Linked DNA regions of Homo sapiens: region 1 is linked to region 2. The links are chromatin contacts, found by Hi-C or POLR2A ChIA-PET in ENCODE. All regions are on one chromosome and are shown on one strand. Each heading gives the region's core, a stretch centred on a gene start or an enhancer-like site at or near the end of the contact. The rest is flanking DNA. Distances are from core to core; before and after follow the strand shown. Region 1 has its middle 220 kb from the start of LINC01753. Region 2 has its middle 340 kb from the start of LINC01753.

Region 1 (3,018 bases), core at 151-2,650, 120 kb after region 2:
GTTACGCATCTCTAAAGCCAGGAGGCTTCATGGCCAGGAAACTATGCTGGTCGGATAGTAATGCAAATGACTAATGCACCCTTCTGAGGTCTCATGTGGTTTGAGACCCCAGGAATCTGGGCCAGGCAGGAGACACATAGGCGGTGGCTCCAAACGAGAATGAGGGTGATTACACAAGAGGCAGCTCAGTTTGGTGAAGTGTTGTTCTGGGAATCAGGAGTGAGGTTTGCTCTCCAGTGTCCCTGAACAGGCCAGGTTCCTTCTCTGGTTTCAGTTACCTTGTGAATGTCTGGCTCTGACATACTAGGGGGCTATGGAAGACCTGGCAAATGTTTAGCCGTGTCTGCATCCTAATGGCAGATGTTAAAATCCAACCACATAGCCTTACTTGTTGCTCCCTAAACACCCGCTTTATACATCACTATGCCTTTAAACATTAAGTTCCCTTTACCAGGACCAGGCTCAGGGACAAGTCACTGTGCACATCTTCCTGCTCCCCCTTTAAGATTCAGTTCATTTCTCTTTGACTGGGAAGTTCTGACTCTCACAGACAGAGCTGGTCATTGCTGCCTTGTGCCTCCACAGCACTTGGGAACACAAAATTTGCCACAATTGGGATCTTGCAAAGAAATGTCAAAGGATTATCTCTTGTTTTTCTCCTGTGGGCTTTTCAAATTCAGGGAGGTCTTTGACTTGGGCTTTTCAGATCAGAATTCTCAGCCTCTAACACTGTGCCTGCCTGGAAAAAGGGCAAATCAATGAGACACAATATTCAGAGAAATAAAATTGTTTCTAATGAAGTTGGAGAGACTAATCTGTTACTTGGGTCTGTGTGAGTGGGCAATCTTTTCACCTGCTTGAGAGTTAAAAAAAAAATCATGAAATAGCCTCCCGATTTACTTTTCTTTCCCAGATTTGTACGTTACAGGTGCAATATTAGAAAGATCACAGGGCACAGAGTTAGACAGATGTGGGTTCAAATGCAAGGTTCACCACTCGGCTTGTTATGTTTTGTTAGAAAATCCACTTAACCCTCTGAACCTTTTCTTCATCTATAAAATTCAATAATATTGACTCCAAAAGATTAGTGTGAGGATTAAGTGAAGCAGGATACATAAAACTAGCATCATCAAAGGTTTTAGAAAGTATGTTAAACACCTACTGTGTGCCAGTCTGACACCAATAACCTTTGGGGAATCCTAATTGTGTATCTTGAAAGTCAGGCAAAGTAGAGCTTTGTTCCCACGCAGAGGACTCAGAGGTGAATTTACTTTCTTCCTAATCAGGAAAGAATTGCAGATGGGTGGGCAAGGTTGGGCCAGCTTCAAGCCTGGCAGATAACCAGTTAGGCTTAGCTGTGTCTATCCTGGTGCCAAAAAATGCTCATCCACAGAGCAGGGCTTTATCCTCAGGGAACGAGGGAACAGCTGCCCCCAGCTGTGCTTGCCACATGTTACTTTGCTTTGTTGAGACAAGCACTGCATGTGACCTGCTGCCCAGCAATGTCCCTTCCTCTGAGGCTGGCAGGGGCTCTTTCCAGAGCACCCCTCCTCAAAGGGACAAAACAGTATGATTCAGGTAACAGCCACTGATCTACTCTTCAGCACCAGGCTGTTTGATCTGCGCTTGCTCACTGAATCTTCAACTAGCTTAAGAAATAGCCACATTGTGCCTATTTAATACACGGGGGAACTAGTACCAGCAAATCTGTGATGCTAGAATTATTTGATTTATCTCAGCTTTAAAAACTGAATTCTTTCTTCTCTATAGTAGCATAGAATGGGGAGATTTGTACTTCATCTTCAGAAGACATTAATAATCACAACACAATAATACAAATTACAGTAATAGTTAACATTCACTGAGCTATTATTAGGCTTTTTTTTCATGAGGCAGAGTCTCACTATATTGCCCAGACTGGAGCACAGTGGTGTGATTTCGGCTCACTGCAACCTCCACTTCCCAGGCTCAAGCATTCTCGTACCTCAGCCTCCCGAGTACCTAGGATTACAGGAGGATTACAGGTGCCCACTACCAAGCCTGGTTTTCTTTTATTGTATTTTTAGTAGAGATAGGCTTTCACCATGTTGGCCAGGCTGGTCTTGAACTCCTGACCTCAAGTGATCTGCCTGCCTCACCCTCCCAAAGTGCTGGGATTACAGGTGTGAGACACTGTGCCAGCCTAAGCAGTGGTTTTCAATGGAAATTAATTTTGCCCCCCAACCCCTGAAACATTTGAAAATGTCTGAGACATTTTTGGAGTGCTATGGCATCTGGTGGGTAGAGGCCAGTGATGCTGCTAAACATCCTGCAGTACATAGGACAGTTCCCAGCAACAAAGAATTGTCTAGTCCAAAATGCCAGTTGTGTGGATGTTGAGAAACCCTAATGTAAATAATTTCAATGGATTATGTCTTTTCATTTTTATTAAGGCCAGGCATGGTAGATCACACCTGTAGTCCCAGCACTTGGGGAGGCTGAAGTGGGCAGATCATGAGGTCAGGAGATAAAGGCCATCCTGGCCAACATGGTGAAACCCCATCTCTATTAAAAATACAAAAATCAGCTGGGCATGGTGGCACATGCCTATAATCCCAGCTACCCAGGAGGCTGAGGCAGGAGAATCACTTGAACCAGGGAGTTGGAGGTTGCAGTGAGCCGAGATGGTGCCACTGCATTCCAGCCTGGCGACAGAGCAAGACTCCATCTCAAAAAAATAAAACTCAACAAGGTAGATATAATTTTGTCCCTTTAAGACAAGAAATCTGAAACATAGAGAAGTTAGGTTCTTCTTGCAAGATGGCACCAGGATGTAGTGATACTAGGAATTTGAACCCAGGGATCCTGAGGCCAGCACTCCTGACCACAACAGGGCCATTAGCTCATTTGAAGTTCCTCAAAGTACTCAATAGATTGCCTGGTGCTTACAGAAATGAAGAGGCTGTCCTGTGAAAAGATAATCAGGGAAGTCCTCCTGAAAGGAATCCTGAGCTAAACTCAGACTCCTCTGAGTCCCAC
Region 2 (2,980 bases), core at 349-2,848:
TGTAAGGGTAAAAAGTTAAATAAAATGTACATAGACATAGTTAAAGGATCATATTGAATTTTTTTGAAAAAATAATAAAAAATTAAAAAATATGAGAGAGTGGGGAGAAAGAGATTAAAAACAAAGTATGTGAGCTTTAACACAATCCTTAAAGGGGCAGGTCACCTCTGGCCACCCACTTAAGCAGCAGAGACTCTGGTGGGCAGTCAAAATGGTGGCCTTCACTCTCCCACCTTCTACCTCCCCAGAGGCATCACTTCTGTCAAACAGTTGGCAGGGACAACAACTTTGGGTGATGGTTCAAGCTATGGTCACCATAGTGTTAGCATTTCTCGCAGTTATATGGATCAACTCAATGAGTTGGCTGACAAATCAACACTTAAAGCCCTCAGCACCTTGGTGGTACGTGGTGGGTATCTGCTAAGTGTTCTAAAGGATTAGGTGCTAGGTGGAAAGGAGCAAAAGGAGACATAGCACAGTGTCCACGTCCAACCCCACTTCCCAGGAAATTGCTGAGGCCTCAGATAATTGTTTTATGATGGTGATTATAATGGAAATCACAAATATATATTTGTCCCTAAAGTATGTCTGGCACTGCACTAGGCATTTTTCCACAGATGGCCTCATTTTTAGAGTTCTCAACAACCTTGCAAATGCTGCATTTCATAGATTCTAAGACTCTTGTTTCCACATGTTAACATCTTTAAGATCAGGCTGAATCTTACAGTCTATGTGATGAGAGCCTTATATTGTGATTTAATTGTCAAGGTTATTTTTTGTTTCTCTTTTGCTAACTGTACATAAAACAATGGTGAATCTTACAGTGTGTGGTGTGTTAGATTTGATGAAATACAGTAGATGTGACTTTCCATGCTCTCCAGATGAGAAAACAGATACTCTGAGAGGCCAAACAAGCTGTCTGACATCATATGCTGGTAAATGCCTGGTGTGACATACATACTCCAAAACTTGTTCTTTTTCTCTCCTGGAAGCCCAAGTGCTAGAAAGTACCTGATCTGCACTGGGGAGGTTGAACCCCAGAATGTGAGAGCTGAAAAGCTCCCAGGAGTCAAGCTTGTGCTTGGCACCAGGACAGATGTGGCCCTGGACTCAAGCTGTGGCTTTCCTCTCCTCCCAGTTCACTGTACCACACTGTCTCTGTCCCAAGACCTTGCTTCTGCTTTTTCTCTTTCCTCTGTTCCTTCTCCTGCCTTTTTTTTTTTTTTGACACCCTTTGGTATTTTGGATGTTTCTTGTTATTTTTTGCTTTTATCTTACCAGCTGCTGGTTTCACCAAAGAGACAAAGAGACACCAGCAAGATGGAAATATCAGGCTCCCATTATTCTTTTTATTTTGCTCCTTTCCAGTTGTGTGACAGCTGGTTGGCTACCTCTGGAAATGTATTATGGCCTCTGAGATTTGGTGAATCGGAGAAGTATGAGCAGACACACACATCTATTGCCTTCAGGCCAGGAGAAATAATATTATCTCCCTTGTGGGAACAGTTTATTCTCAGAGTGCTTTGATTTAAGCTTACAAGGAGAAATGCCCAGTTATGGAGCAATTTCCCGGAATATTCTGTTTTAGCTGCCTGGCAGTCCTTTGTGCTAAATGATAATGGCCCACATCTGGAGAAGCCTGGTGGGGGTCTCCCTGGATGACTTGGCTTTCTGGTTTCAATCAAAGTGTCTTATCATTCTCTCACAGGTGCTTGGAAATGTAATGAACTTGTGGAGAGCACAATGAATATGCAGCGCTGAAAGGGATATTTTGATCCAAGCCCTTTATTCTGTAGATAAGGAAAGGGAGCCCTAGAGAGGTGAAGTGGCTTGCCAAAGTCACCCAGCAGATTATGGCCAGGATTATAATCTAGGTCACCGACTTAAAGTTATCCAAGGGTTTTCCTCGAAAAGAGCTATAGAGAACATACAGTAATGTTTGGTGTGACTCTTTCTCATGAGTCCTCCTTGAGCTTGAGCAAGCCACTTGTTTGCACTATGTCAGCTTTCTAACTCGTCTCCTTGCTTCCAGCTCTCCCCACACTAATAAACATCTTTATTAGTGTGAGATTCATCTTCTTGGTTGAGCTTCTAATCACTGCTTCTCCCTCTTCAAAATACTTGGAGGCTCCCAAAGAATAAAGCCCAACTTTCTTGGCATTGAAGCTGCACTTGGTCTGCACCACTTCACAACACTTCCTTAGTGTCCTCACTCAGCCTAAACTGCTTCCATTTTCTTTTCAAGCCTTGAAGCCTTTGTTCATGCTGTTCCATCTACTGAAACATACTTCTCCATAGTTCCATCACTCCCTTAGGCCCTGGCTTTTTGTCAGGGAGGTCCACTGGGGCAGATCCTGGGAGGAGGGGACATGATGGACTCTGCCAATTTGCTATTGGCAGACTTCTTCTCTGCCCCTTGAGTTATGCAGGCAAGTAGTCACCATGAGGGAGTCCACTGCAGGGCATTCAAGGGAAAGACAGAAAGTTTGGGGACAGTCTGGCAGCAGATGGTAGGTAGGCAGTGGGCATGAAGACAAGCCATTTGACAGCAGGTTTCAGAACTCCAGCTTCTGGGATTGTGCACTGTGGTGCCAGGTTTTGAGGAAACAGAAGCAAATCACACAAATATGGCCTTATCTGCAAGAAGCTTGCAGTTTAGTGGGTAGGACAAATGTTAGAATAGATGATTTCATCAAATACTCAAAATCTTATAATTTTCATTTTACAAATAAGAAAACTGAGTCTCAGAAAGGTTGAAAAATTTCTCAAGGCTGCCTAGCTCATTAGTTTTGGAGACAATTCCAAAGCCTATGCTCCCTTTAGTCATAATTTCATTTCTGGGGAAACAAGGGGTCAGGGTTGAGTGACCTGATGGTCAGATTGAGTGAGGTGATGATTTGGGCCTGGAATAAATACTGTTATTGTTCATAATAGGGACTATTCATTATGGGAGAACAAGCTTTACATATGCTAATTTTAA

Evidence for each region. Hi-C counts contacts between places; a loop is a spot of excess contacts on that map. ChIA-PET counts read pairs that join two places held with the same protein, here RNA polymerase II (POLR2A). Pooled maps may share reads with other maps.
Region 1: a map of ovary shows a loop between it and region 2 (2.5-fold over the local background). The contact joins two enhancer-like sites. A Hi-C loop is called at or near these places in 1 of 168 maps with a recorded cell type or tissue (ovary) and 2 of 50 pooled maps. POLR2A ChIA-PET finds 5 or more read pairs at or near these places in 1 of 52 experiments (activated T-cell).

Annotation. Positions count from the first base shown.
Region 1 is chr1:55,719,016-55,722,033 of GRCh38, forward strand. No RefSeq gene overlaps it. Among named protein-coding and RNA genes, the nearest start is that of LINC01753, 220 kb to the right of the region's middle. RefSeq lists enhancers at 944-1,444, 1,445-1,945. Within about 2 kb of position 1,401, at least 14 of the 41 ENCODE cell types and tissues checked have a DNase peak (open chromatin) inside an H3K27ac peak, as active enhancers do.
Region 2 is chr1:55,603,358-55,606,337 of GRCh38, forward strand. No RefSeq gene overlaps it. Among named protein-coding and RNA genes, the nearest start is that of LINC01753, 340 kb to the right of the region's middle. Within about 2 kb of position 1,599, at least 2 of the 41 ENCODE cell types and tissues checked have a DNase peak (open chromatin) inside an H3K27ac peak, as active enhancers do.